Linked DNA regions of Homo sapiens: all the other regions are linked to region 5. A link is a contact called in ENCODE Hi-C or POLR2A ChIA-PET data. All regions are on one chromosome and are shown on one strand. The core of a region is the stretch at or near the end of the contact, and the rest is flanking DNA. Distances in the headings are between cores, read along the strand shown. Region 1 has its middle 18 kb from the start of ADA2. Region 2 holds the start of HDHD5-AS1 (HDHD5 antisense RNA 1). Region 3 has its middle 20 kb from the start of LINC01634. Region 4 overlaps MICAL3 (microtubule associated monooxygenase, calponin and LIM domain containing 3). Region 5 overlaps ATP6V1E1 (ATPase H+ transporting V1 subunit E1). Region 6 holds the start of ADA2 (adenosine deaminase 2). Region 7 holds the start of LINC01664 (long intergenic non-protein coding RNA 1664).

Region 1 (4,036 bases), core at 1,000-3,499, 360 kb after region 5:
ACCCTTCAAATCTCTGGCTTTTTATGTTGAATCTCTCAGGCTCCAGCCATATACAGCTCTGTGCTTTTAAGGGATCATGGGATTAGATTGGGTTCACCTGGATAATTCCGGCTAATCTCCTCATTTAAAGGTCCATGACCTTAATTAGATCTACAAAGTTCTCTGTGCTGTATATAATACAACATATTTTCAGGATTAGGGCACGGAGATCTTTAGGAAGATATTCTGCCTGTCACAAATAGGTAACACGGTTGAAAAAAAAATGAGAATACCATCTAAGTGATGACAGTGAAGTCTTATTCCAACTCCCTGTCCTTTCTGCCTGATTCTTCACCCATCTGAACAGCTTGCCACTTGTATTAGTCTCTTGTGTATCCTTCCAGAGTTTCTTTTTTGAAAACATAGCCATGAATAGCCTAGATGCGGTGGCTCATGCCTGTAATCCCAGCAGTTTGGGAGGCAGAGGCAGGCGGATCGCTTGAGCCCAGGAGTTCGAGACCAGTAACATGGTGAAATCCCACCTCTACAAAAACAATACATAAATGAATAAATAAAATTAAGGCCAGGCGCGGTGGCTTACACCTGTAATTCAGCACTTTGGGAGGCTGAGGCGAGTGGATTACCTGAAGTCAGGGGTTGGAGACCAGCCTGGCCAACATGGTGAAACCCGGTGTCTACTATTTTTTTTTTTTTTTTTTTGAGATGGAGTTTCACTCTTGTTGCCCAGGCTGGAGTGCAATGGCGCAATCTCGGCTCACCGTAACCTCCGCCCCCCCAGGGTTCAAGTGATTCTCCTGCCTCAGCCTCCCAAGTAGCTGGGGTTACAGGCGTCTGCCACCACGCCTGGCTATTTTTTTGTATTTTTAGTAGAGATGGGGTTTTACCATGTTGCTCAGGCTGGTCTCGCACTCCAGACCTCAGGTGATCCACCCGCCTCGGCCTCCCAAAGTGCTGGGATTACAGGCACGAGCCACCGCGCCCGGCCGCCTTTTTTTTTTTTTTTTTTTTTTTGGAGACAGAGTCTTGCTCTGTGGCCCAGGCTGGAGTGCAGGGGCACAATTTCAGCTCACTGCAATCTCTGCCTCCTGGGTTCAAGCAATTCTCTTGCCTCAGCCTCCCCAGTAGTAGCTGGGACTACAGGCGCCTGTCACCATGCCCGGCTAATTTTTATATTTTTAGTAGAGACGAGGTTTCACTGTTGGCCAGGCTGGTCTCGAACTCCTGACCTCGTGATCCACCCGCCTTGGCCTCCCAAAGTGCTGGGATTACAGGTGTGAGCCACCGTGCCCGGCGAAGGTTTTTTTATAGTGCATAGAAAAAGTTCTTCATCTATCTTTATAAAACATAGGACTCGGTACATGGGTACCGTAATTTACTTAACCGGCCTCTTATTCACAGACTATTGGTCTATTCCTGATATTCTGCCATACACTCTGTAGCCACCTGTGCTAACTTCATACACACACATTGCTTACATGTGACCACTGATTTTTGTTTTTTACTCTAACATCTCTAAGGCTAGAGGCAAGTTGGGGTGGTAACAGTCTCTTGTGGGTACACAACTTGTCCATGGGCAGTTTGATGGCCCACAAAATGGAGGCTTTTGCTTAAATCTGTGAATCTGTGTCATTGCCGAACCTAAATGTTGTCTCAGTGCTGCCAAAGCATTCTCAGCTTTTCTGTAGGACACTGGTCAGCCCCAGTGCACACCAACCCAGTCCATGTGAACGGTGCCTGTCAGGTGCAGCCACCAGATGGGCAAGCTGCCACTCGGCCCCAAGCCCCTGCACCCACCGGCCTTGACACTCTGACCAGAGGACATTCCTCTTGCGGGGCCTGAACTGTCATCCCCGCTCATCTTCTGGGTGGTGTTTATGCTCTTGCCCACAAGGGCCCTTTCCTTTGGCCCTTTGGAGGCCTCCGGCTCCCTGGCCAGTCCCTCCTCCTCTCCTGTTTTCTGGGTTGTCGTCAGGTGTCTGAAGATTCATAAGCTGATTCTGAAGGCTGATCTCCTCACCTAAAATAGCAAGCTCAGCTGACTGCAGGGCTTGGCCTCTCAAGGCATGCACAATAAGGGTCTTGGCTGCAGCCAATTTCCTGCCCCCTCCCCACCACCCAACCTCAGCCCCAGGACCAGAAGTTTTCTGTCCTTCCTATTTTATTCCGTAGAGGTCTCAACTTTCAGTTTCATTATGAGACAGAAATGAGTGACGTCTCCTGAAGGGCTCTCTGATGACTGACTGGGGATAAGTACCCACCCCTCCAAGCCTTCTATCACCACTGCAAAAAACTCACAGTGGGCAGTGACTGCACATTCATCAGCAGACAGACATCCATCCATCCAGAGAACCAGGGCTGTCCCCCAGGCTGGGTTCAGGGGCTGGGGAGAAGCAAACTGAGAAGCCAAGGCAGGGCCTAGAACTCTGGGAAGACCAGGAAAGCACAAACCATGGCTTTAATAAACAATAAAATAGATTTAAGAGCTATTTCTGGCCGGGCGTGGTGGCTCACACCTGAAATTCCAGCACTTTGGGAGGCCAAAGGGGGGCGGATCGCCTGAGGTCGGGAGTTTGAGACCAGCCTGACCAACATGGAGAAACCCCGTCTCTACTAAAAATACAAAATTAGCTGGATGTGGTGGAGCATGCCTGTAATCCCAGCTACTTAGGAGGCTGAGGCAGGAGAATCGCTTAAAGCTGGGAGGCGGAGGTTGCGGTGAGCTAAGATCACGCCATCGCACTCCAGCCTGGGCAATGAGTGAAACTCCCTCTCAAAAAAAAAAAAAAAAAGGAGCTGTTTCAATCCACTGGGACGGATTTCTTTCTATTCTCTCTGCATCAGATGGAGCAGAGCTTCCAGATGGGGGTTAATATGAGCTGTCACTTCTCACTTGGCATCGCATATTCTTTACTCACTTTCCTTTTTTTTTTTTTTTTTTGAGATGGGGTCTCACTCTGTCACCCAGGCTGTAGTGCAGTGTGCGATCATGGCTCCCCACAGCCTTGAACTCCTGGGCTCAAGGGATCCTCCCACCTCAGCCTCCTGAGTAGCTGGGAGTACCTGGGACTATAGATGCGTGCCACCATGCCTGGCTAATTTTTTAATTTGTTTGTAGAGATGTGGTCTCCCTGTGGTGCCCAGCCTGGTCTTAAACTCCAGTCCTCACGTGATCCTCCTGCCTGGGCCTCCCAAAGTGCTGGGGTTGTAGGTGTGAGCTACCATGCCCAGCACACCACTTTTCTTTGCTATCCCCCCATCCCTCTTTCAGTTTCTTAAGCTTTTCACCTCAGGACCTTTGAACACACTTTCTCCCTGGGCCTGAAAGTCTGCTTCTCCTGCTGGCCAACTCCTATCCATCCTTTGTGAATGTCATTTCTGGTGGGAAACAATCCTGCACCCCCTGCCCTGGGTTGGGTCTCCCTCCTGTGTTGTTCCTTTCCTTCCATATCCTAAATGTATTTCCATGTAATTTATTTAATCCATCATTTATTCATGTTCTGTTTGTAAACGTCATGAGGACAGGGACCACACCCCCAGTACCCGCTATGTTATTACATTGTCTGGAAATGAGAGTTAAAACACTGAGCGTGAGAAGTGCTGGGGACATGGAAACCCCGGTGCTAAGGTGTTTTCCTTGAGCTCCTGCATCCAGTTTCTGAGATAGTGCATCCCAGTCCTATTTTTGTCCCAGAGGGCCCCTTGGGGTCCTCCATTGTCATCCTTAGTTACTGACCCCAGGAATCTGGTCCTCTTTCTGCACGCCGGCTTGCCCCTAGAACTTCTCAGTCCACTCTCCTGGGTGCTTGCATCCCCTTTCGGTCTTTTTCATCTCTGCTCTGGTTGTCTTTTCTTTATCCCACGCTGGCGCCCACCCAGGAGGCCTCTTTTCCTCCAGTCTTAGTCAGCTCATCATCCTGACAATAACTGCGTTTAAAGATCCATTATTTTCATTTGCATGTAAAAGGTCATCCTTTTGGCCCCCGGACAATCTGTTTCTTGTATTACAACTTTAAAAATATTTATGACTCCTGAATTT
Region 2 (4,161 bases), core at 1,550-4,049, 440 kb after region 5:
CACCTCCAAGAAGATTCTCTCTCCTGACTACTGGTAGGATGCCTCAGATCCTCACCATGTGGGCCTTTCTATAGGGCTGCTTGAATGGCCTCACCACATGACAACTCTACTATGCGTCTAGCTTTCCTAGAATGAGTTATCTAAATGAGGGCAAGGTGGAAGTCACAGTATCTTTTATGACCTAGCCTTGGAAATCAACTACACTCACTTCTGTCCCATGTTATTTATTAAAAAGTCAGTGAAGTCCAGCCCACACTCAATGGGAGGGGAATTAGAATTAGACTCCAGGTTTTTTTTTTTTCTTTTTTTTTTTTTGAGACAGAGTCTCACTCTGTTGCTCAGGCTGTAGTGGCACAATCTTGGCTCACTGCAACCTCTGCCTCCTGAGCTCAAGCGATCCTCCCACCTTAGCCTCCTAGAATAGCTGGGACTACAGGTGTGTGTCACTATGCCTGGCTAATTTTTTTTTTATATATATATTTTGTGGAGACAAGGTTTTGTCACGTTGCCCAGGCTGGTCTGGCATTCCTGGACTCAAGTGATCCACCTGCCTCGGCTTCCCAAGTGTTGGGATTACAGGCATGAACCACCATACCCACCCAACTCCAGCTTTTTTTTTTTTTGGAGACATAGTTCCGCTCTGTCGCTCAGGCTGGAGTGCAGTGGCTCAATCTCAGCTCAGCTCTCTGCAACCTCTGCTTCCCAGGTTCAAGTGATTCTCCTGCCTCAGCCTCCCAAGTAGCTGGGATTACAGGCACACACCACCATGCCTGGCTAATTTTTGTATTTTTAGTAGAGACAGAGTTTCACCATGTTGGCCAGGCTGGTCACGAACTCCTGACCTCAGATGATCCACCTACCTCGGCCTCCCAAAGTGCTGGGATTACAGGCATGAGCCACTGTGACCGGCCTTTTTTTCTTCTTTCTTTTTTTTTTTTTTTTGAGATAGAGTCTCACTCTGTTGCCCAGGCTCGAGTACAGTGGCACGCTCTCAGCTCACTGCAACCTCCACCTCCCAGGTTCAAGCGATTCTCCTGCCTCAGCTTCCCAAGTAGCTGGGATTACAGGTGCATGACGAGCTAATTTTTGTATTTTTAGTAGAGACGGGTTTCGCCATGTTGGCCAGGCTGGTCTTGAACTCCTGATCTCAGATGATCCGCCTGACTTGGCCTCCCAAAGTGCTGGGATTACAGGTGTGAGCCACCGCGCCTGGCTATGCTTTTGAGGAGCCGATTGTCAAAAAAAACTGTGGGCATGTTTAAAAGCCATCATACCAAGAAATTTCTAATGACTAAATCAGTTTCTAGGTAGTTTAATAGAAGGAAGGGATTAGGAACATTGCAATCCTAGAGAGCTATGTCCCCTGGCAGGGTTTAAGTGTCGGGCTATTGTGAGTTTGACTGACTTGAATTAGTCTTCCAAATTCTGATTAGCTGTAGTTGAACTGAATTAAGATCTTGCCCTTCAAAGCTGAGGACCAAAGGACACCGCTAACTACTTCTTCATTTTATTATTATTATTATTATTTTTTTTTTTTTCAAGACGGAGTCTCACTCCGTCACCCAGGCTGGAGTGCATTGGCGCAATCTCGGCTCACTGCAACTTCTGCTGCCTGGGTTCAAGCGATTCTCCTGCCTCAGCCTCCCGAGTAGCTGGGACTTGAGGCGCCTGCCACCGCGCCTGGCTAATTTTTGCAGTTTTCAGCAGAGACGGGGTTTCACCATCTTGGCTAGGTGGTCTTGAACCCCTGACCTCCTGATCCACTCGCCTCAGTCTCCCAAAGTGCTGGGATTACAGGTGTGAGCCACCGCACCCGGCCCTATTTTATTATTTTTAAAATAGAGAAGGGGTCTCCCTATGTTGCCCAGGCTGGTCTGGAACTCCTGGACTCAAGTTTTCCTCCCACCTTGACCTTCCAAAGTTCTGGGATTACAGGGGTGAGCCACCGCACCCTGGCCTGCTAATGTGTGAGCTAGTGCAGTCTCTGTCCATATCCTCGACTCCCTCTCTGCTAGTGCTAAGTACATTGTAGGGTCCCGCGTTTTTAGCATAGCTATACCTATGAATGGGCCAAAGAATCTGAGGGCATCCTACACATTTCAAACGGTGGGAATGGAGACCTCTTTCCTCCAGCAGAATCTCCCCTCATGACCGGGGGACTACCAGATCCAGCTCTGCTAAGGGCCTCCACGGACGGAGTCGGCTACCTCTCCACTTTCAGTGACCGAAATCCATTCTTTGTTCATTCACCCTTGTGTCTACTCCGGGAAACGCGCAGCGGACACAGTCGTGTTCCCTAAGTGTTTGCTGACTTAGTCATCTGGCCCTCTCTGGAGTAGTCATTTTGTACCTTGTACTACATTCGTGCCTCTACCTCTCCGCAGTGCGCGCGGGGGCGGACTCACGTGCGCAGTCTCCCTATGCGCTGGGAGGGCGTCAGCAGGTTTACAGAAACAATGAAAGACTTAACAATTGGCGCGCGACGAGCGTCCCTTGACTGGCAGGGGCCCAGAGGACCTGAACATCACTAAGGGTCTGCCCCAGCGGCCCGGCCCTGAAGTCAAGGTTGAGACCCCCGGCCCAGACAGTCCGCGAAGCTGAGGGAGGCCGGCCTGGGGCCTGCCGCGCAATGTTACCGGGATCCGCAGGCACAGGGCGATAGTACGGACGCCGCCGCCCAGGCCGTGCCCATTGTGCGCCGCGGCCAGCTCACCGCGATCTCGGTCTAGGAGGCGGCGGGACCCCGCACTTCTTCCTTGCAACGGAGCCCCTTTGGCCTGCGGGTCGAGTTCCATAGGCGCCCGACGGGCTCCGCGCGCTTACAGGACTACAACTCCCGTGATGCCGCGCGCGCCGACCGCTGATTGGCTGTGCAGCGGACGGACTCGCGGGGGGGGGGGGCCGCACGCCGTGCACGTGCGCACGGCGACGGCCGGATGGCTGCGTGGGGCTGTGTGGCTGCGCTCGGCGCGGCGCGTGGGCTTTGCTGGCGGGCGGCGCGCGCGGCTGCGGGGCTCCAGGGCCGCCCCGCCCGCAGGTGCTATGCTGTGGGCCCCGCTCAGGTGAGGACGTCCGGGTTCTGGCCGAGCCACTCGCCACTCAGGGCCGGAGGCGGGGCGGGGAGCCGCGGGGAAGGAGGGGCGGCCGGGCTGGTATCCCAGCCTCCTGGGAACTGCCTGGACCGTCGTCGCGCCCGAGTGCATCGCGTTCTTGCTGGAGGGCGGATGCGCCCTGCCTTCCTCTGACTCGCTGGCGGCCTCGGAAACGCTACTCCCGCGGGAGAGCGCTCGTGGGACGGCCTGGGCCAGGCTGCTTGTCAGCCCCTGCGCTTCCCGGCAGTTTCCGCGTCCCTGTTTTCCCTGCGCGTCTTCTGATTTCCACCATGAGGACGTTTGGGTCGTGATTTTCATCTGCATGTGGAGGAAACTGGGCCGCGCGCCGGGAGCCGCGCCTGCGGGTGCTCCGCCCCCAAGTGCCTGTGGGTTTGGTGCGGGCCTTGGGTTCAGTTCAGCTCGCTGTGACCTCGACTGAGCGCTGGAGGCTCCGCGGGCGGGAGCAGGAGGGCTGGAGCCGGCGCCTGCTGTGTGCCCGGCGCGGTAGTGATGTGTGAGCCTCCCCGCAACTTCTGAGAAGGTGTGACCTTGTGTGGTCAGGAAGCCGAAGCTTGACGAGTTTTCAAGTACGTTTTCTCAGGTCCTGCAGCTGGGAGACGGCACAGGACACTAAACCAGGTTGGTCAGATCCACGGCTCTCACGCTCCCTTGGGCCGTTTTGCCTTTTCTGGAAAAAGGAATCACTTTGTCTTCTAAACGCACAAGTAATATTTTACATTAACATACGGATTTCACAGTAATCCTTGCATTTTTTTTTTTTAGACGGCATCTCTGTCACCAGGTTGGAGTGCAGTGGCGCAATCTCTGCTCACTGCAACCTCCGCCTCCCGGGTTCAAGCGATTCTTCTGTCTCAGCCTCCCGAGTAGCTGGGATTACAGGCACCCGCCACCACATCCGGCTAATTTTTGTATTTTTAGTAGAGACAGGGTTTCACCATGTTGGCCAGGCTGGTCTCGAACTTTTGACCTCAGATGATCCTCACATCTTGGCCTCCCAGAGTGGTGAGATTACAGGCATGAGCCAGTGCACCCGGCCAAATTACTTGCA
Region 3 (4,189 bases), core at 466-2,965, 460 kb before region 5:
CAGGCACCCGCCACCATGCCCAGCTAATTTTTTTTTTTTTTGCATTTTTAGTAGAAACGAGGTTTCACCATGTTGGCTAGGCTGGTCTTGAACTCCTGACCTCCAGTGATCCGCCTGTCTTGGCCTCCCAAAGTGCTGAGATTACAGGTGTGAGCCACCATGTCCAGGCTTCTTCTTCTTTAAAATATATCATAGCATCTACTCCCTTAGAGGAGTTATGTGAAGATTAAATGAGTATGTGTGAAGCGGTTAAAACAGTTCCTTGCACAGCACAATGTAAGTGCTATTCATATTAATTTTTTTTAATTTTTTTGAGACAGGGTCTTGCTTTTTTGCCAAGCCTAGAATGCAGTGGCATGATTGTGGCTCACTGCAGCCTCCACCTCCCCAGGTACAGGTGATCCTCCCACCTCAGGTTTTGGGGGTTTTTTGGTTTTTGTTGTTTCTGTTTTTTTAGTAGAGGGGTTTCACCGCATTGTTCAAGCTGATCTCGAACTCCTGAGCTCAAGCAGTCTGCCTGCCTTGGCCTCCCAAAGTGCTGGGGTTACAGGCATGAGCCGCCGCATCTGCCTGGTATTAATATTAACGTTAAGGGAATCTCCCCTCCCCTCCCTTCCCCTCCCCTCTCCTTTTCTTTTCCGGCGTCTCACTTTGTCACCCAGGCTGGAATGCAGTGGTGCAATCAGCTCACTGCAACCTCCGTCTCCAGGGTTCAAGCAATTCTCCTCCCTCAGCCTCTGAGTAGCTGGGATTACAGGCGTGTGCCACCACACCCAGCTAATTTTTTTGTATTTTTAGTAGAGACGGGTTTCGCCATGTTGGCCAGGCTGGTCTCGAACTCCTGACCTCAGGTGATCCACCCACCTCGGCCTCCCAAAGCGCTGGGATTACAGGTGTGAGCCACTGCACCTGGCCAATCTTTTCTTTTTAATTACAAATAACAAGAGAGAGGATTGGGGGTTAAAACTTTGGGAGAGAAAAGGGAGAAGCCACGTAAGCAGAGAAGAGATGGTTCCAAGAGTCCCCATAGAAACTTGGCCTCAGAGAGGGACAGAGACCCTTCTGCTGCTGAAACAAGGCAGCCTACAGTCCCCAGGGTGTCCTGTCCATCTCCACCATGACTCCTGCCCAGGACCACCCCAGTGCTCAAGCAGGGCAGCCTCACCTGCTTTAGCACAGAAGCCTCCTGTCGGTTTGTTTCTCTGGGGGCCTGATTCCCTGAAGCAGCAGCAGGTTTCCCACCATCTTTATCGCTTTACCTCTGCCCAGGATTGCCACACGCGGTGCATGTGGGGAAGAGCTCATTGGGGAAGATTCTGGCAGAAAGATAACCAGAAAGTTTGCACCAAAACCCAGCCTGACCTCTCTCTCCCCTAAAAATCGGGTGCATAGACTTCCTGTTCCTTGCACAGCATAGTAATCCGTTTTGTTGCTAATATTTACCAGCCTTATCCAACTGTGAGGCCAGGCTTCCTCTGAGGCCTCTGGGACCTACCCCAGCAAACGGGTCCTAGAATCTCCACTGCCTCCCTTAAATGATGGGCTAGGGAGTGACTGGGGAGACGCAGGGTAGAACCCCAAAGACGTCGTCCTCATACTGTTCCAGACAGAAGGAGCCAAGTCTTGATCTGTGCTGGCAAAGTAATTTTTCAAACTGGAATTGCTGGTAAGGCTGCTTCCCTAAAAGGCAACTCAAGTCCTGTCCTCGGCCTGCCTTTCCCTGGAGCCATGGCTCCCTGCCATTGTGCAGACACTTCTCTAGATTCTCTAGGGCACAGGGTTCTTCTAGTCCATTCTCCCCCATCTCAACCCCTTAACTGCCCTCTCAGCTACCCTCAGCCCACTCAGGATAACAATGAACATTTGGAAAACTTCTCTAATAATGCTCTAGAAAAGCAAAAACGGCGCGGTGGCTCTCGCCTGTAATCCCAGCACTTTGGGAGGCTGAGGTAGGCGGATTACTTGAGGTCAGGAGTTCAAGACCAGCCTGGCCAACATGGTGAAACCCTGTCTCTACTAGAAATACAAAAAAAAAAAAAGCCAGGCATGGTGGCGGGTGCCTGTAGTCCCAGCTACTTGGGAGGCTGAGGCAGGAGAATCACTTGAACCCGGGAGGTGGAGGTTGCAGTGAGCCGAGATCGCACCACAGCACTCCAGCCTGGGCGACAGAGGGAGATTCTGTCTTAAAAAAAAAACAAAAAACAAAAAAAGCCGGGGCGCGGTGGCTCACGCCTGTAATCCCAGCACTTTGGGAGGCCGAGGCGGGCGGATCATGAGGTTAGGAGATTGAGACCATCCTGGCTAACACGGTGAAACCCTGTCTCTACTAAAAATACAAAAAAAAAAATAAATTAGCCAGGCAAGGTTGCGCTCGCCTGTAGTCCCAGATATTCAGGAGACAGGTGGGAGGATTGCTTGAGCCCAGGAGATCGAGACTGCAGTGAGCTGTGATTGCGCCATGGCACTCCAGCCTAGGCGACACAGCGAGACCCTATTTCAAAAAATTAAAAGATGGGTTCAGCCGGGAGCAGTGGCTCAAGCCTGTAATCCCAGCACTTTGGGAGGCTGAGGTGGGCGGATCACCTGAGGTCAGGAGTTCAAGACCAGCCTGGACAACATGGTGAAACCCTGTGTCTACTAAAAATACAAAAATTAGCTGGGTGTGGTGGCAGGCACCTGTAATCCCAGCTACTCAGGAGGCTGAGGCAGGAGAATTGCTTGAACCCGGGAAGTGGAGGTTGCAGTGAGCTGAGACCATGCCACTGCACTCCAGCCTGGGCAACAGAGCGAGACTCAGTCCCGGAAAATAAATAAATAAATAAATAAAAAGATGGGCTCATCGAGGACCATGGGTCTCCTTTGCTCTGCTCTCTGCAGAGTAGATTCATTAAACAGAAGGAAAGATGAGGGAAGCACAGCCAGTGCTGAGGCCCCCTCAGGCCTCCTTGGGTTTTCACGCCAGGAATCAGAACCGTGGCTCAGGCCACGTGTCAAAATCACAATTTGCCATCCTTCTCTGCTCTAGGTGCCACCTTTCTCGCAGTCTTCACCTGAGCCTTGAGGTGAATTCTTCCTGTGGGTCCATCTGACTTCCCAGGCAAGAAACAGGAGAGGCTTTTAAAATCGCTATGATTACTTGAACACCTGAAGCACTTGGAATAGGAGGGGAACAGGAAAGGAAATCCGTTAAAGGCACTGTGAGGCAGATAAAACGCGGAGGGCGGAGAGATAACTGGGTGGAAGGCGCTCGTCACAGCAGCGAGCGGCACGTGGTGTTTGCCGAGCTCCCTAAATGGACAGGGGCAGAACGCGTTTCTGTCTGCCTTTGCACGGAAGGAACTAATCCCCTTGGAAAAGGAATGGGTTCTAAGAGGGTCAAAGGAGTTGCTCGAGGCACCGCGTGATTCTGCGGCAGCAAGGGAATGTAAACCAGCTGCGCGCAGGCAGCGCCTCCGTGCCCGTTCTCGTCGGGCGTCGGGCTTCCTGTGTGGTCCGGAATCGGTCTTCTGCTTTCTGGAATCTTAAATGCACTGGCAGATGAGGGGGGGACTTTAGAGCTATGTTCCTTAAATATTCTCAGGCCCTAGAGAAAAAGATTCTTGTTTATTCTCATTAGCTTACTTATGTTTCATAACACCCGCACCTTCTGCCTAACAAAACGTGAGGTGTGACTCCATACACAGAGAACGTCCGGAGCACCGGACGATGTGGGGTGAGATTCCAGGAGGCTATTTGGGATCATGTACGTGCCATTAGCACTGCTTTCTTTCTGTTTTTGTTTAAGACAGGGTCTGGCTCTGTCACCCAGGCTGGAGTACACTGGCACGATCAGGCTCATCTACAGCCTCCAACTCACATTCTCAAGGGATCCTCCCACGTCAGCCTCCTGAGTAGCTGGGACTACAAGGGCTTACCACCATGCCCGGCTAATTTTTTTTTTTTTTTTTTTTTTTTTTTTTTGTAGAGATAGGGTCTCGCCATGTTGCCCAGGCTAGCCTTAAACTCTTGGCTCCAAGCAGTCTCCCATCCTTGGCTTCTCAAAGTGTTGAGATTACAGGCATGAGCCACTGTGCCCAGCCAACAGTAGCAAGAAAACCCTGTCTCTAAGAAATAAAATCGTTATTTAAAAAGTCAATGTAGTTTGTTGGAAAGTATTGTCAAGGCTAATAAAGACATGTTGTTCCCCGCC
Region 4 (4,113 bases), core at 1,587-4,086, 370 kb before region 5:
CTGGTCCTCATTTTTATTATAATATGTACTTAAATGTATTGAACTGAATTTGTTAGAAGCCTGTCCTTAACCTTTACCTCTCTTCTGAGCTGTTGTCAGTGGGATCCCCATGCTGTAGGCATGAGTGGGTGTGTGTGGGTGTGTGTGTGTGTGTGTGTGTGTGTGTGTTTGCATGTACACTGCCCAGTGGCCAAGACTGTGAATCCATAGGGCAGATTCATCAAATATTGTCGCTTGAGTAAATGCCTTAAATATATGTGTTCTACTTTTTTTTGCAGGGTATGTAGATGCCGTTGTGATGAACAGAATACAAATGCATGGGAAAATGTTGAATTCTTAGTAGCTTTTTTATTGTTAGGCATTATTTTCAGCCAATAGGTTGTATGGAATAGCCTCTATCACATAAAGATAACAAAATCACTGATGGTGAAAACGAGTAGTTATGCCAGGATAGACCAGGGATGCTGGCCATCCTGTTCATTTGCATCTGTGCCACAGGTGTTCTGTTCTTTCAGCACGTGTTGGTTGACTGCTTAGCTGGATGGTGGCCCTTGTCCATGGAACCTCTGTCTCACCTACCCTTGATCAGTCCCATGGAGTGTGTGCACACATGGGTGCCCAGGAAGTACTTACAGATTTGACTTAGTCCTTGGATCCTATTTCCCCTGTTCCACTACCCATTCCCATCTGCTATTTCACTTTCTTGAATTCCCTCTTACTTTTCTTCCTTTGTCTAGTTCTTACAGATAACCCTAACCTCCAATAATTTTCTGTCAATTAATTGCAGCTGCTTCCTGAGTTCCAGCTGCACATTTAGCAAGGCTCAGGCTACACTGGGGGCAGATACATAATCATTGAAATAATTACTCATGGACCATTTTTGCCAGGTATCATGGAAGATGCTTTAGAAATGCATTCTGTCGTTTACTTCCTAGAAATACCCTAGACAGTTGGTACTGTCTTTATCACCATTGGCAGGGGAGTTAACTAGGAATTGGACAGCCAAGTGTGTGGCAGAGTCAGGATTAATCTCAGTCCAACTCCCAAGCCTGTGCTCTGAAGCCCTCTGCTACCCTCATCTCCTGAGGATTGGTCATGGTTCTTCCCCTGAGGAATTTTCCATTGGAGAAACAGAAACAATGCAAACAGTACTGTCTGGATATGAATAAGGATTGAATTGTTTGGAACTGCAGAGGAGTGAGGAGGTGGAGGGGCTCAGAAAGGACGAGAAGAGATGGAGGCTTTGTGAAGAAGGCAGGTCTTCTGCGGGGTTCTGGAATAAGGCTGGAGAGGGGAGGAGGAGCGCTCAGGTGTGGGGAACCACACCCAGGCCCGAGGGAGTGGAATGTGCCCACAGGCTGTGGGGCCACTTTGGAGGGCAGTTATCTCAGGGAAAGTGGGATGAAGCTGGGTGGCCAGAGTCAGGGACTGGAAATTCGATGGGAGGCATGAAGCAGTGGATGATAAGGAAACGTGTGTGGTTGTCAAGCAGGATGTGGCAGGATGAGGGTTCTGTCTGAGAATGATGAAGCTGGCAGCAGATGGCAGATCCTGCATGGCATGGAGTTACCTCCGACTCCTCTCTAGTTCATGTGTGTTGACTCTTCATTGCCTGTGTGCCCTGTGGCCCAGTATTATTTCTTCTGGTCCTGGGAACAGCTGTCTACATGGAAGTCCCACGGTGGTTGGTCCCGTGGTGGTTGGTCAGACCACCCTCGAGTGCAGTGTAGTGAAAAGGCATAGAATGTGGAGGTTGGAGACCTGGATTTTTGACTCCTGGCTTTATAGCTTACTAGTTGGACAAGTGATCTGACCTTTCTTAATTCTATTTTCCCCCTTATCTGTAACTTGCAGATAATTATAACTACTTACAGGGTGGTTTCTGGATTAAGATGATAGCAGATATCAGTAGAGAGGCTACTTAGTGTTCACGGTTCCAGGCTTCCTGGGATCAGGTGTCAGCTCTTACTGTGTGACTTGGGGCAAGTTACGTAGCCTCTCTGTCTCCTTTTTCTTGTCTATCACATGAGGCTGATCGCTGTATTAAATACTTAACTCACAGTGACAATCAGTATATCAGTAGTAAGTGATGAATACACTATAGCTGCAGTTATTCCTGGGGGCCTCATCTTCATCAGCACCATTATTTCAGTCCTTGGGATGAATGGAGTCAGTGCTTTCTCTAAGGTAGGAGACCAAAGCATGAAGACTCTCTGATGTGTGGTAAGAAATGGTCTCTAATCATTGTGTTAGTGACATGCCTTCAGGACCTCTCTTAAGCATTGAAATTATAGGCACCCTTGTGCCAGTTCCAGGGTCTTTTAGGGGTTCCGGGTATTATTGCAATCCTGTAAAAAGTCATTGCTTTCTGATACAGAAGGACTCTCGCAAGCACAGCCATTCTCAGGCACAGAAATAGTTCCCTTCCTTTTTTTTTTTTTTTTTTTTGGAGACGGGGTCTCACTGTGTTGCCCAGGCTGGTCTCAAACTCTCTTCTTTTTAAATAGAAGGGGAAGGAGGGAAAGGAGAGCAGCGGATGCATGGATTTCCTTTGGCCCAGTTTCCTCCCTCTGTCAGAGGACTTCCTACCGCAGGGAGTGGGAGACACCTGGGGGCAGGCCCGCACCTGCTCTGTGCCCTTTCAGCGATGGCGTTTCTGTTTTGGAGTGTTTGCTTTCCCCTTTTCCCAGACCTCCACCGCGCTTCAGTTTAGCAGTGCGCTTACGGTCAGCAGTGCCATGCGGCTGCTGCTTCTGAAAACCCCCAGCCCTCCTGAACCAGCCAGTGTCCCAGCTGAGCAATTCGGGGTTTTTGTTTTGCTTTGTTTTTTAAAACAAAACTCAAAATCATTGGACCTTATCCTCTGTAGTTGAAGTGAGAGTTACTTTCTGAGGACTGGCTTGTACCAGAAACCAGCTGGTTTTAAGTTGCTGCAGATCTTTAAAGGGACAGCTTATTTGTGGACCAGATTTCCCTACTCACAGAAACTTTCTGTCAGAGGGTTCTAGTGTGGAGGTGGGTTACAGATGGCAGAAATGCCCGAGTTTGATTTTAAATTTTTAATCTTCACGTAGGGTCCAAGTCCTGTGGAGCTAATCTCTGACATCCCCACCCTTGCCCTGTTAGGGTTGGTCAGTGATACATGTGGACGTGTGCTGTGTGCGCAGATAGTGACAGGACCCAAAAGCAGATCATCACATAAGAGTCAGGGCTGTTCGCTGGGGCCTGTGGCGTTGGCAGCAGTGTCCTCAGCCAGCAGCTACTGTGTACATGGCTGGGAGACGGGGCTTTGCATATTTGGCCTCAATCATATAAGGTAAGAATGTGAGGAGAGGGATGTGAGGGAAGAGCCTGGTGCTGTGGAATGCAGGGACAGAGGGCAACAGCAGGCTGGCCTTCTTCCTCTTGAGCTGAGGAGAGGCAGATTTTTTGGGTCTTGATTGGCTCTTTTCTTCATTCTTGTTAGAACACGGAATTCCAGCTCCAGTAGTAACACCATTTTGAATCCTTTGTTTGTAATGTCCTGGAGACTGAGATTAGGAAGCAAACCAACCTTTGTCTGCCTTTGGGGAAGGCCCAGAAGGAAGTCTCTCTGTTATTACCTTAATGGTACCAATTAGTTGGTAACCAATAATGGTTGTTATTGCCATTGTGTTACAAAATTTGCGAGGGTCTCAGATTGTACTGTGTATTATAAATGCAGCAAGAGTAGGGACCACGTCCTTAAAATATGTCCCCACGACCTTGTGCCTATTTGACCCTCAGCTGGTAGCCTGATGGGTAAAGCGGCTCCTTGTCTGCACCAGGGCATCTTACCTTGCAAGGCAATGATCGGCCTGTGGGATTCATGTGGGTGTGGAGTAGGAGGAGACACAGAAGCGACCCTCCTGGCTGGATCAGCATGGGTAGCTGTGTCTTCAGTGAGGCCTGACTATTATCCACTTGCGAAGTTTGTGGTGACTCCTATGGCTTATGGAGCACGTTGATGGGGTGCGGGCTCACAGGAAGAGTCTCACCTCAGTGCCAAGGGGTGTCAGAGATGCTCACTGCCCTCCTCTCCTTGGGGTTGCATGGAGGCAGGATGGCGCTTGGCCGTGGCAGGGTAAGGAACCG
Region 5 (3,773 bases), core at 636-3,135:
CCATTTAGTGTTGCTATAACAGAATACCCGAGGCTGGGTAATTCATGGAGAAAAGAGGTTTATTTGGTTCATGATTCTCATGGCTGGAAAGTTCAAGATTGGACAGCTGCATCTGGTGAGGGCCTCAGGCTGCTTCCACTCATGGCAGAAGGTGGAAGGGGAGTGGGTGTGTGCATAGAGACCACATGGCGAGAGAGGAGGCCAGAGAGCCTAGGGAACCAGACTCCCTATCATACCAGCCCACCCTCTGCTCACAGTCGAGTCCTGCCGGAGCTAGAATCCAGGCCCTCGCCACAGTTCATTGCCTCGGGATCTGCCCTTGAGCCCTGAACACCTCCTACTATGCTCCACCTCCCAACACTGCCACATTGAGAATCAAATTTCACCATTAGTTTCTGAGGGAACAGACTCAAACCATAGTAGTGAGCCCTGATTCCCTTATCTGTAAATTGACGTATTAGCACTAACCTCATAGCATTTTTTATCTTATTTATTTATTTATTTATTTTTTGAGACAGAGTCTCACTCTCACCCAGGCTGGAGTGCAGTGGCACGACCTCGGCTCACTGCAAGCTCCACCTCCCAGGTTCACACCATTCTCCTGCCTTAGCCTCCCGATTAGCTGGGACTACAGGCACCCGCCACCATGCCTCGCTAATTTTTTTTGTATTTTTAGTAGAGACGGGGTTTCACCTTGTTAGCCAGGATTGTCTCAATCTCCTGATGTCGTGATCTGCCCACCTCGGCCTCTCAAAGAGCTGGGATTACAGGCGTGAGCCACCGCACCCAGCCTCTTTTTTTGTTGTTGTTGTTGTATTTTGAGTAAGGGTCTCTTTCTGTCACCCAAGCTGGAGTGCAGTGGTGTGATCTCGGCTTGCTGCAACCTCTGCCTCCTGGGTTCAAGCAATTCTCCTGCCTCAGTCTCTCAAGTAGCTGGGACTACAGGCACGCCCCACCATGCCCAGCTAATTTTTGTATTTTTAGTGGAGACAGGCTTTCGCCATGTTGGCCAGGCTGGCCTCAAACTTGAGTTTGGGAGCACCTCGGCCTCCCAAAGTGCTGGGATTACAGGGGTGAGCTACCACGCCCGGCCAGCAGTGGCATCTTTTATCAGACACACATGCAGTCGTGATAGGGCCTCATCAGTAATGAGCAGGATTGGGCTTAAGAAAACATTCAGATGAGGATTGAGTGATTTGCAAACTGAGATGAAATCCTCTCTTTTTCATTTTGTTGGGGAGGGCTGGCTGTGATAATTAAAACAGGTTTTGTAACATAAAATCAAATTGACACAGGCTGGGCGCGGTGACTCACTCCTGTAATCCCAACACTTGTGGAGGCAGAGGTGGGCGGATCACCTGAGGTCAGGAGTTCAAGACCAGCCTGGCCAACATGGTGAAACCCCGTCTCTACAACAATACAAAAATTAGCCAGGCGTGATGGCAGGTGCCTGTAATCCCAGCTACTGGGGAGGCTGACGCAGGAGAATTGCTTGAACTCGGGAGGCAGAGGTTGCAGTGAGCCAAGATCGCACCATTGCACTCCTGCCTGGGCAACAGAGCGAGTCTCAAAAAAAACAAAACAAATTGACACATAGTGTCACTTGGTAAATGACAGTTATTGAGATGAATACAGTCAGTTCTCTGTATCTTTGGGGTCCACACCTGTGAATTCAACCAACTTTTTCTTTTCACTCCCTAAACACTACGGTATAACAACCATTTACATCGTATTAGCTATTTTAAGTGCTGTAGACATGATTTGCAATATAGGGGAGGATGTGTGATGGTTGTATGCAAATACTACGCTGTTTCATATAATGGACATCTAGGCGGGGACTGGGGTTTCCTGAAACCAACTGTGCGTTACATCTTCAGAAGCTTTTTCAGTTCCTTTCAAGCCTGTTGCTTAGGTTGCGCAGTCTACACACCAAGACAAGGGCATTCCTCTGCGGGAGTAAAGGGTACCATGTATCTTTCTCAAGTCTTTGAAAATGATTATTTCCTGTGCTTTTTTTTTTGCAGAGCTGGTGGAGTTGAGATCTATAATGGAGATCGTAAAATAAAGGTTTCCAACACCCTGGAAAGCCGGCTGGATCTCATAGCCCAGCAGGTGAGTGTGGGGGTACTTCTTGGTAGTTGGTCTGCTGTTACTTTGAAGTGGGACAGAGAACACGTGTCCATTCACTGGTATTTGGGATTTGTTGCTGTCTTTCCAGTTTTGGACATTTTCTCAAAAAGAATGAGAATTGGGCATGTAGTAGCATTTGCTGAGGTGGTAACATTTACATGAGGGTGAATTTGGGGTCAGAACAAGTGTTTTGTTGACCTAGGATTCGAATATGTACATTTTACTACATGTAAGGTGCTGACAAGTTCTTTCTCTAACAGGAGTGATGGGAACTAAAGCAAATACTTGTGTTTTTTTGTTTTGTTTTGCTTTTTTGAGATGGAGTTTCACTCTTTTTTGCGCAGGCTGGAGTGCAGTCTTGGCTCACTGCAACTTCCACCTCCCAGGTTCAAGCGATTCTCCTGCTTCAGCCTCCCGAGTAGCTGGGATTACAGGCACCTGCCACCACACCCGGCTAATTTTGTATTTTTAGTAGAGACGGGGTTTCACCATGTTGGCCAGGCTGTTATCAAATTCCTGACCTCAGGTGATCCACCCGCCTTGGCCTCCCAAAGTGCTGGGATTACAGGTGTGAGCCACCGTGCTCAGACACAAATACTTATTTAAAGGAATTATCATAAAGCTGCTGGCTTTTCAGATGTTTCCAGATTTGTACACAGGAACTCTAGGAAACAAGCCAGGAAAATTCCATTTGTTCTAAAATGCTGGGCATCTTCTAGACTTCTAGTGGGAGTCTATTGCTGTGGCTGCCAACCTAGTTATTCCCTGACCTAGATATGCAGTTTACTGTTTATGCAGATACTTGTCTTATAACTAAAGCACTTTCACCTTGATTTTTTCATATTCTGGTAACTTAAACCTCAGAACATTGTTTCCTAGTAGCCACTGTCCCATCCAGTATCATAGCCACTACTCACTTACGGATATTTAATTAAACCGAAAAATTCAGTTTCTCAGCACACAATAACCATCTGTAGCTAGGACTGCCCTGTTGGACAGCCGAGCCTTGGAAGTCCAGGGTTAAGTTCTCCTAAGGATTCATCAGTGGCTGTAGCAAGTGCTTCCAGCCTAAGCTGGCATTGGAAGTGTTCTTTGCAGCTGCTGTGGCCATAGTAGGCACTCAGTAAATGTTTGTTGAAGAAAGAGTGTAGGTGACCCAGCATATTGTGGTGAGATGATTATGATGAGTTAAGTCTGAGATAGTAGTGACTTTAGGTTTTTTTTTGTTTTGTTTTTTTTTAATGTGTCCCTTTTGTAAGCAGTCTGAACCCCAGATTTGGGATGAGTTAAGTTTCTCACCAAGGAATGTGTTACTTGCTTCAGGGAAGGAGAGGGTGGCTTTGATGTGCGTGGCTTTGTGAGTCCTTCCCAGCCACATAGAGGTTCATGGCTTTCCACCTGTGGTTAAGATGTGCAGCACTCTGGCCAGGCTTGGTGGCTCACGCCTGTAATCCCAGCACTGTGGGAGGCCGAGGCGGGTGGATCACGAGGTCAGGAGATCGAGACCATCCCGGCTAACATGGTGAAACCCCGTCTCTACTAAAAATACAAAAAAATTAGCCAGGCATGGTGGCAAGCACCTGTAGTCCCATCTACTTGGGAGGCTGAGGCAGGAGAATGGCGTGAGCTTGCAATGAGCGGAG
Region 6 (4,114 bases), core at 1,500-3,999, 380 kb after region 5:
CTGTCTCTTCAGGCATCTTTCTGTTGAGGTTTAGTTTTGCAGTCACTAAAAGATGCCTTTGTCCTGTTTTTCTGCCCTGCAGATTTTCAGGTTCTGAACACAAGCCCAGTTTCTGCTTCTGATGATCATTTTCAATAGAGCATAAAAAACAGAGCCATGTTCCACGTTTTTACGGCCTCTGCACTTGGCAAAATATTCTTCCCGAATGGCCTCACGTGTGCTCCCTATCATCACGCCTTTTCAGCTAGGCAACGCTCAGAGTCACACCTGAGTGGAGGCCGACGCCCCTTTGGAGGCGACTCCAGCCATAAAAAGTCCTGCTTGGAGCTGGTTTTAGCCACAGAGGGCCAATAAATGGCCCCTTCTGAATGAGGTGCCCCTGCACCTCTGCAGAGCCTGCTGCCAGCCTCCAGGATCTAACTGGGCTCTGATTCACCGCTCCCAACCCCACATCCAGGTAAGTGTGCCCAGCTCTTGTCTCTGCTTCCACCTCAAGATCTGAGTCTCCACTCCCCAGAACCCGGCAGGTTCTGCCTGACAAGGACCTGCAGTCCTCTGCCAGCTGCCACACCCTTGCCAAGGTGTGACTTGGAGTCCTGGAGCCACCTTCGGAGATGTGAAAATTAGCTCCTACTTTTAGCTAAAGCGTTTGGAAAGAAAAGCTTGATCTTTAGCTTTGACCTGGTCTTTAAAAAAACCCTTCAAGGGGAACATCACACACCAGGGCCTGTCGGGGGGGTCGGGGCTGGGGGAGGGATAGCATTAGGAGAAATACCTAATGTAAATGATGTGTTGATGGGTGCAGCAAACCAACATGGCACAGGTATACCTATGTATCAAACCTGCACATTGTGCACATGTACCCTAGAACTTAAAGTATAAAAAAAACCCACAAAAAACCCTTCACATGATTTACTTTCAGAATTGGTGGTTTCCCTTTGTGCGGCGCTGGAATCAATCTTGTTTCTCCTTATTACTTGCGGTGCATTCTGCTTCCTCTAACTTTCAAAAAATTAGTGTTAAACTCTTTTTTTTTTTTTTGAGACAAAATCTCACTCTGTCATCCAGACTGGAGTGCAATGGTGCAATCTCAGCTCACTGCAACCTCCACCTCCAGGGTTCAAGCAATTCTCCTGCCTCAGCCTCCCAAGTAGCTGGGATTACAGGTGCGCACCACCACACCTAATTTTTGTATTTTAGTAGGGGCTGGTCTCGAACCCCTTCCATTGTGATCCACCTGCCTCGGCCTCCCAAAGTGCTGGGATTACAGGCATGCACCACTGAGCCCAGCCTAGTCTTGAACTCTTGATGAGGGAATCCCTGACCCCTCTGTGTTTTCACTTTGGGATTTCTTCCTGTTTATTAAATGAATGACCTTGGTACTTTTTGGAGAAAATGACAAAAAGGAGCATCAAGGCTCCAGATGTATGGGAGCTGCAGAACTGAAACTGCCGTGGGCTTTTGGGGGTAGATTTGGGGTCTTGGGGGTAGATTTGAGTGGGACTGGGGAGGAGTGGGGTGCAATCGAGTCTTTAGACCATGCATGTGACATGGAGGTCCCTGGTGTAGCCTCCCATGTCTGCATTTCTAATTGGCTTGGATGAGGCATCCCAATAGTTACTTCTAAGAATAGTCATGGCTAATATTTATCAAGAGCTTTCTATGTGGCAGGTACTTTGCATGTGTTTTTCCTTTAATTCTGACAATGGACCCTCTGTGGTGGGTGCTTTTATTATCCACATTTTCAGATGAGGAAACTGAAGTATAGAGAGTTGAAACAACTTGGTCGAGGCCCCACTGCTACAGTGCTAAGGCCAGCTACAAAGCGAGGTCTGACTCTGACCGTCCTGGGTACAGGAGCCTTGTCTGCTCCACTTGTCCCTTGGAGCGTTGTTCTTGCTGGTCCTCTTCACACCCCAGCTCTTGTCTCCTACCTCCTGCCCCCTCTACTGTCCTGTCCCCGCATCCCTGATTTCCCCCCTAAAACATATATTTTATTATAGCTACTTTTTACTCTCTGTCTAATGGGTTGCCCCACAGTCCACAATCACATTTTGAGGAAGGAGAACTTCCCAGAGTTCATGAACAGATTTTGGAGTGCCTCTTTGCGGTGCTTGTTTCCAAAACCAACATGCTGTGGACCTTTCAAAGACACAGTACACACAAACACACACACACCCTCCCTCCAACACAAATAAACCCACATGCGGCCGGGCATGGTGGCTCACGCCTGTAATTCCAGCACTTTGGGAGGCCGAGGTGGGCGGATCACCTGAGGTCAGGAGTTCGAGAGCAGCCTGACCAACATGGTGAAACCCCATTTCTACTAAAAATACAAAAAATCAGTGGGGCATGGTGGCGCACGCCTGCAATCCCAGCTACTCGGGAGGCTGAGGCAGGAGAACTGCTTGAACCCGGGAGGCGGAGGCTGCAGTGAGCTGAGATTGCGCCATTGCACTCCAGCTTGGGCAACAAGAGTGAAACTCTGTCTACAAAAAAAAAAAAAAAAAAAAAAAAACAAACCCCACATGCACATAAACCGAAACACACACGAACACACAAACACCCACATGAACATGCGCACAAGCCCCCCACATCAAACTCAGATGCACACAGCAAGCATGCATGTAAGCCACACACTTGCCACTCTGGCTGCCTCAGCACTGCAGAGCCCCTCTCCCCGGCCTCTAGTTGGATCCCTGGTGCACACTGGAGGGAAATAAAACCTACCCCAACAGGAAGTGAAACAGTTGGTGAGCTTTTCCGGTGCTCTGCACAGATGCTGGGGCGCTGAGCAAACAGCCCTCAGTTTCTGGAGCTGTTCCGAGGTAACTGGGGTCCTTTGGGAGCTGTGGGATGATGAGGTTCAGGAGGTAGCTGGGAAGTCCGGAGCTTGGGCTTGATCCACCTGCACCTCTCCCTGTCTCCATCTGAGCTGGGTCTGAGACTCTCAGTGGAGGAGTAACAGGCTTTCTCCCAACAGGCTTTTGAAAATGGGCCCAAGGGCATTTACTCAGGACCACAGATGCATGTGGCCTACTCCACTGTCACCAGGCTGGAGTGTGGTGGCACGATCTCGGCTCTCTGCAACTTCTGCCTCTCGAGTTCAAGCCATTCTTGTGCCTCAGCCTCCCTAATAGCTGTGATTACAGGCACCCACCACCACGCCCGGCTAATTTTTGTATTTTTAGTAGAGACGGGGTTTCACCGTGTTGGCCAGGCTGGTCTTGAACGACTGACGTCAGGTGATCTGCCTGCCTCGGCCTTCCAAAGGGCTGGGATCACAGGCAGAGCCACCACACCCAGCCTCCTTTCTTCTTAGTCTGGAAGCAAACTACTTTATGAAGTTTTCATGCATCCTCTTTTAAAAGTAAAAGGAAAATCTTGTGGAGGAGAGAAGATGAAGTAGATATAGCAATAAATTGTGAATAAGGATTGTTTTTACTAGTATTCAACCAGGCAGGTCTTGACCACCATTAGATAAACTTCTGTCTGGCAGCCTGGAAAAGTTCACAGTTGCTGGGACACAAATGCTTTTGGGGTCCTTCTTGGAGAGGATGGAGTTGAAGATTTGGGAGCTTGATGGCCTTTGTTATGTGTCACCAGGGAGACAGGGACAAGGGGCGGGGCTGTTGATGGAGAATGTGGCATGGGGTAGGTGGGATGGTGACATAGAAGTCACCGTGCTCCTGCCCTAGAGATTTTAGTAGCAGGCAAACACCGTGGTCAAAAAAGAGAGTCAAGGACTTAATGAAGTTAAAGGGGTTCTGCTGACGTCCAGCACTCTGATTTTGGGGGTACAGCTTCTGCCATAACTGCATATTGCTGATACTAGTTCCTTCTTAAAATTTTCTTTGCTATCTGATGTACTACAGAATAACTGAGCTGGGAAGAATCTTGGATATTAAAATGATTTAATGAGTAGCAAACTTTCCATTTTTGTCATATCCTTGCACCTCTATTTACTTAATATTTTTCTTTAACTTAAAAATTTTTCAACAAAAACAATAATAGTTACGATATCATGGGTTTGATGTGCTAATACATGTTTTAAAATTACCTATCTGTCAACATAACCCCTATCCATTTGTGAGCCACCTAAGATTGTATTTAT
Region 7 (4,244 bases), core at 1,305-3,804, 470 kb after region 5:
GTGCAGATCACCTGAGGTCGGGAGTTCGGGACCAGCCTGACCAACATGGAGAAACCCTGTCTCTACTAAAAATACAAAAATGAGCCAGGTGTGGTGGCGGGCGCCTGTATTCCCAGCTACTTGGGAGGCTGAGGCATGAGAATCGCTTGAACCCGGGAGGCGGAGGTTGCAGTGAGCCGAGATCGCACCACTGCACTACAGCCTGGGGGATAGAGCAAGATTCTGTCTTGAAAAAAAAAATTATTTTTAGAGATGAGGTCTTGCTATCTTGCCCAGGCTGATCTCAAATGTGCCCGGCCAGGTTTTTTGTTTGTTTGTTTATTTTTGGGCACCTCAGGTAGGACTGAAGTGTTTGTTTGTTTGCTTTCCCCCCAGACGGAGTATTGGTGAAACACCATATTGATCAGGCTGGTCTTGAACTCCTGACCTCACCCTGCCCCACATGGGTGGACCCTGGCCCCAACTGGCACCCTGAATGTCTCACACTGTGAGCCTGAGAAGACCGGCTCCAAGAATCAGTGCTCCTAACCATGGCAGCTTTGTTCCTGGGCACTTACCAAAGTGCAACGCTACTGGGGAGCAGAACTCAAGAGTCCAGGCAGAAAACAGCCATTGGTGGCCCCTGCTATGAGTCGATGTTCCCTGGGAGGCTAAGGCATGGGCTAATGGAATGATGATAACACAGAGACCTTTAACTGAGCATGGACTCTGAGCCAGGGACTGGCTCTGTCATCGAAGAGAGATTACACACATGATCTCTCTTCATACTCACAACAATCCCTTAAGGTAGGAGTGAGGTCCTTTTTTTTTTTTTTTTGAGATGGAGTTTTATTCTTGTTGCCCAGGCAGGAGTGCAATGGCACAATCTTGGCTCACTGCAACCTCTGCCTCCCGGGTTCAAGCGATTCTCCTGCCTCAGCCTCCCGAGTAGCTGGGATTACAGGTGCGTGCCACCACCCCTGGCTAATTTTCGTATTATTAGTAGAGGCGGAGTTTCACTGTGTTGGCCAGGCTGGTCTCAAACTCCTGACCTCAGGTGATCTGCCCGCCTCTGCCTCCCAAATTGCTGGGATTATCACCATGCCCGGCTAGTTTTGTACTTTTAGTGGAGATGGGGTTTCTCCATGTTGGTCAGGCTGGTCTCAAACTCCCGACCTCAGGTGATCCGCCCGCCTCGGCCTCCCAAAGTGCTGGGATTACAGGCGTGAGCCACCGCGCCCGGCTGGGGTGGGGTCCTGTTTACAGATCAACATTCTGAGGTGAAATATTCAGGCTAAGACCACAAAGGTGTTAAGTGGCACAGGTGGGATGGCGGCCCCAGAGCTCCTGCCCTCACCACCATGCCAGCTTTCCAAAAGTGGTGTGTGTGGGGGAGGTGGAGATGGTGCAGGTTCTAAATTGTATATTTACCAGGGATTGGCTGTGCAGACTGACCTCCACGGAACTGGAAAAGGCAGGTTTGGCTGAAACGGACTCTTATTTAAGAGGCAGATTTAGGGGCGAGGCCTGACTAACCCCTGCGGCTCCACTGCATACAGCTCCCTCACACTGCATGGTGTTATCACGCTGCAAGCTGTTACCTAGGGGAGATGAGCCCGCAGCAGCAGCTTCAAAGGTCATGAAATCAGGGAGCCCACAGGCCCCACAAGGGTGCAGAGGCCAATAGGGCAGGCAAGCTTTCTGCCTTGTTTTCATGGGGCTGGGAATGGGATGTTTCCATTATTGGTGAACCTCAGATTGTTTTTGAGCCCCAACTGCTCTAGTCATTTCCTTCTCCCTTAAACCCCTAAAGGCAGCACTCTACCTTCTGCCTTCCAGAGTTGCTGCATCGACATCCATCCCCAGCCTTGGATGAGTCCTGGGGTGAGCTGGTGTGCTCTCTCCTGAGACTGTCTACGCAGGGCCACTGACTGCATTCCTTCCTTGGTGTCTCTGTCTACTGTGGTGGGCTGTAACCCTCACCATCATCCCTTTGGAGCCTTTGTTTTCATCCAGGTGCCCACACCTCTAAATGCCCCTTTATTTTACTCTCTGCTAGACACATCTTCCTATTACGTCCCATTCTGCTTTAAAAACCTTTGAGAAGCCCGCTGGGCGGATGCCACTTGCCCAATCTCGTTCCCTCGTCTCTCCTCCCAGGCAGGTGTTTTCAGGGAACTTCTCCATCCGCTGGAATCGGGTCGTCCCTGAGATGGCTCGCGACCCCAGGGCTGGGTACATGGATATTTAGGACTATAGGTCTGGGGCTGCTGCCCGAGCCCTTTTTGCCAACATGGCCTGACTCCTCCACTGGTTTTTAGTGCCTTAGGGAGAGGCGGATGGCCCCATGGGAAGGGCGCTGGACGGAGGGTGGAGGCGAAGCTGCCCACTGCCTGCCTCAGAGCTGAGAAGGCCAGGTGCAAAGCCCGCCCTGTAGCTTGAGCCCATCGCTTGGGGGCACCGAAGCCATCTAGGTACTAACGCCCTGCGGTACAGCCGGTGGGATTCCCAGCGACTTCCTTAGGAGTCCGCGCTCCATGGGAGTCCCCCCGCACCGGGTCGCCTCGCCCTGGCGGCTGCCCGCGCCTCCTCCCGCTTCCTCCAGGCCACAGGGCTCCCGACCCGACTGTGACGCACTGCACCCCCGCCCCTTCTCTTCCCGTTGATCCAGCGCGCCGCGCTTTCTCCTCCTCTGGTCTCGCTGCTTCCTCTCCCCCTCGAATCCAGTCCTGGTTTCCCCGCCGCCAGCCTCCCTCCCTCCCGGCGGGACTCGCTCCCCGCCCCGCCCCGCCCCGCCCCCGCCTCGCCTGTCTTCACCGCGGTCCGCTCGGTTCACCGCCTGCCCCCTCTCCCTGCCGCCCGGCCCGGCTCGCCCAGTCCAGTGGCTCCAGTCCGGATCTCGCCGCCGCCCGGCCCAGGTGCGAGTCCCCACTGCTGGGGAGGCGGCGGGCCCCGGCTCCCCTCGGCCGCCTAGCCCGCCTCGCCCGCCCGGGGTTGGCGGGGAGGGAACAGCTGGGCGGCCCCAGAGCCCCTCGGAGGACAATGCGCCCGGCGCTCGGCCACCCTCGCTCGGTCTCCTCCGCGTCCGGTTCCTTCCCGCCGCCCCCGGCAGCCGCCCGGCTGCAGCCCCTCTTCCTCCGCGGGGGCTCCTTCCGCGGCCGGAGAGGCTCCGGCGACAGCAGCACCAGCACCAGCACCAGCCGCGGGGGAGGCGGCGGCAGACGCGGCGGGGGCGGCGGCTCCCCGAGCAGCAGCACGGGCGCCGAGCGCGAGGACGACGACGAGAGCCTCAGCGTCAGCAAGCCGCTGGTGCCCAACGCCGCGCTCCTGGGGCCGCCGGCTCAGGTGGGCGCCCCCGCCGGCCCCGCGCCTGTCGCCTTCTCCTCCTCAGCGGCCACCTCCTCCTCCACCTCCACGCCCACCTCCTCCTGCAGCATGACAGCCGCGGACTTCGGCGGGGGCGCCGCGGCCGGGGCCGTCGGGGGCCCCGGGAGCCGCTCGGCGGGGGGCGCGGGCGGCACCGGGACCGGCAGCGGCGCCTCCTGCTGCCCGTGTTGCTGCTGCTGCGGCTGCCCAGACCGCCCCGGCCGCAGAGGTCGGCGCCGCGGCTGCGCCCCCAGTCCCAGGTGCCGCTGGGGCTACCAGGCGCTGTCCGTGGTGCTGCTGCTGGCGCAGGGCGGCCTGCTGGACCTGTACCTCATCGCCGTCACCGACCTGTACTGGTGCTCCTGGATCGCCACTGACCTGGTGGTGGTGGTGGGCTGGGCCATCTTCTTCGCCAAGAACAGCCGGGGCCGTCGGGGCGGCGCAGCCAGCGGCGCGCACAACCACCACCTGCACCACCACCACGCCGCGCCGCCCCTGCATCTGCCCGCCCCCTCGGCCGCTACCGCTGGGGCCAAGGCACGCGGAGCCCGCGGGGGCGCCGGCGGCGCGGGGGGCGGCCTGGGGGCGGCCGCGGCAGCGGGCGAGTTCGCCTTCGCCTACCTGGCCTGGCTTATCTACTCCATCGCCTTCACTCCCAAGGTGGTGCTGATCCTGGGCACGTCCATCCTAGACCTCATCGAGCTACGCGCGCCCTTCGGCACCACGGGCTTCCGTCTCACCATGGCGCTGTCGGTGCCCCTGCTCTACAGCTTGGTGCGGGCCATCAGCGAGGCGGGCGCGCCCCCGGGATCGGCAGGACCCCTGCTGCTGCAGCCCCAGCGGCACCGCGCGGCCGGATGCTTCCTGGGCACGTGCTTGGACCTGCTCGACAGCTTCAC

What was found. Hi-C counts contacts between places; a loop is a spot of excess contacts on that map. ChIA-PET counts read pairs that join two places held with the same protein, here RNA polymerase II (POLR2A). Pooled maps may share reads with other maps.
Region 1: a loop to region 5 is called in a pooled map, with 4 times the contacts of the local background. The contact joins two enhancer-like sites. A Hi-C loop is called at or near these places in 3 of 50 pooled maps. POLR2A ChIA-PET finds 5 or more read pairs at or near these places in 2 of 52 experiments (OCI-LY7 and activated T-cell).
Region 2: a pooled map shows a loop between it and region 5 (6-fold over the local background). The contact joins the promoter of HDHD5-AS1 here to the enhancer-like site in region 5. A Hi-C loop is called at or near these places in 1 of 37 single-sample maps with no recorded cell type and 4 of 50 pooled maps. POLR2A ChIA-PET finds 5 or more read pairs at or near these places in 3 of 52 experiments (CD8-positive, alpha-beta T cell, OCI-LY7 and WTC11).
Region 3: a loop to region 5 is called in a map with no recorded cell type, with 2.1 times the contacts of the local background. The contact joins two enhancer-like sites. A Hi-C loop is called at or near these places in 2 of 37 single-sample maps with no recorded cell type and 2 of 50 pooled maps.
Region 4: a loop to region 5 is called in a pooled map, with 6 times the contacts of the local background. The contact joins two enhancer-like sites. A Hi-C loop is called at or near these places in 1 of 37 single-sample maps with no recorded cell type and 2 of 50 pooled maps. POLR2A ChIA-PET finds 5 or more read pairs at or near these places in 1 of 52 experiments (Panc1).
Region 6: a pooled map shows a loop between it and region 5 (20-fold over the local background). The contact joins the promoter of ADA2 here to the enhancer-like site in region 5. A Hi-C loop is called at or near these places in 6 of 37 single-sample maps with no recorded cell type and 5 of 50 pooled maps. POLR2A ChIA-PET finds 5 or more read pairs at or near these places in 2 of 52 experiments (OCI-LY7 and activated T-cell).
Region 7: a loop to region 5 is called in a pooled map, with 3 times the contacts of the local background. The contact joins the promoter of LINC01664 here to the enhancer-like site in region 5. A Hi-C loop is called at or near these places in 2 of 50 pooled maps. POLR2A ChIA-PET finds 5 or more read pairs at or near these places in 3 of 52 experiments (Caco-2, MCF 10A and WTC11).

The regions. Positions count from the first base shown.
Region 1 is chr22:17,235,309-17,239,344 of GRCh38, reverse strand. No RefSeq gene overlaps it. Among named protein-coding and RNA genes, the nearest start is that of ADA2, 18 kb to the right of the region's middle. RefSeq lists enhancers at 1,752-1,841, 1,912-1,961, 3,089-4,014, 4,015-4,036. Within about 2 kb of position 2,249, at least 6 of the 41 ENCODE cell types and tissues checked have a DNase peak (open chromatin) inside an H3K27ac peak, as active enhancers do.
Region 2 is chr22:17,158,027-17,162,187 of GRCh38, reverse strand. HDHD5-AS1 (HDHD5 antisense RNA 1) reads right to left here and starts at 2,799. Exons shown (of 2, transcript NR_024483.1): 1 at 2,351-2,799. HDHD5 (haloacid dehalogenase like hydrolase domain containing 5) reads left to right here and starts at 2,911. Exons shown (of 8, transcript NM_033070.3): 1 at 2,911-3,062. The coding sequence starts at 2,937. RefSeq lists a silencer at 2,900-3,229.
Region 3 is chr22:18,047,762-18,051,950 of GRCh38, reverse strand. No RefSeq gene overlaps it. Among named protein-coding and RNA genes, the nearest start is that of LINC01634, 20 kb to the right of the region's middle. Within about 2 kb of position 1,715, at least 2 of the 41 ENCODE cell types and tissues checked have a DNase peak (open chromatin) inside an H3K27ac peak, as active enhancers do.
Region 4 is chr22:17,963,519-17,967,631 of GRCh38, reverse strand. All of the region lies in intron 1 of MICAL3 (microtubule associated monooxygenase, calponin and LIM domain containing 3), which reads left to right. Among named protein-coding and RNA genes, the nearest start is that of MIR648, 15 kb to the left of the region's middle. Within about 2 kb of position 2,836, at least 3 of the 41 ENCODE cell types and tissues checked have a DNase peak (open chromatin) inside an H3K27ac peak, as active enhancers do.
Region 5 is chr22:17,592,868-17,596,640 of GRCh38, reverse strand. ATP6V1E1 (ATPase H+ transporting V1 subunit E1) reads left to right here. Exons shown (of 9, transcript NM_001696.4): 8 at 2,025-2,112. Among named protein-coding and RNA genes, the nearest start is that of SLC25A18, 31 kb to the right of the region's middle. Within about 2 kb of position 1,885, at least 4 of the 41 ENCODE cell types and tissues checked have a DNase peak (open chromatin) inside an H3K27ac peak, as active enhancers do; they include OCI-LY7, where a contact is called at or near this core.
Region 6 is chr22:17,218,070-17,222,183 of GRCh38, reverse strand. ADA2 (adenosine deaminase 2) reads left to right here and starts at 2,749. Exons shown (of 10, transcript NM_001282225.2): 1 at 2,749-2,828. RefSeq lists enhancers at 2,962-3,091, 3,102-3,171, 3,012-3,372.
Region 7 is chr22:17,119,905-17,124,148 of GRCh38, reverse strand. LINC01664 (long intergenic non-protein coding RNA 1664) reads right to left here and starts at 2,554. Exons shown (of 4, transcript NR_103793.1): 1 at 2,110-2,554. It overlaps TMEM121B (transmembrane protein 121B), which reads left to right and starts at 2,789. Exons shown (of 1, transcript NM_031890.4): 1 at 2,789-4,244. The coding sequence starts at 3,022. RefSeq lists an enhancer at 1,831-2,362 and a silencer at 2,948-3,077.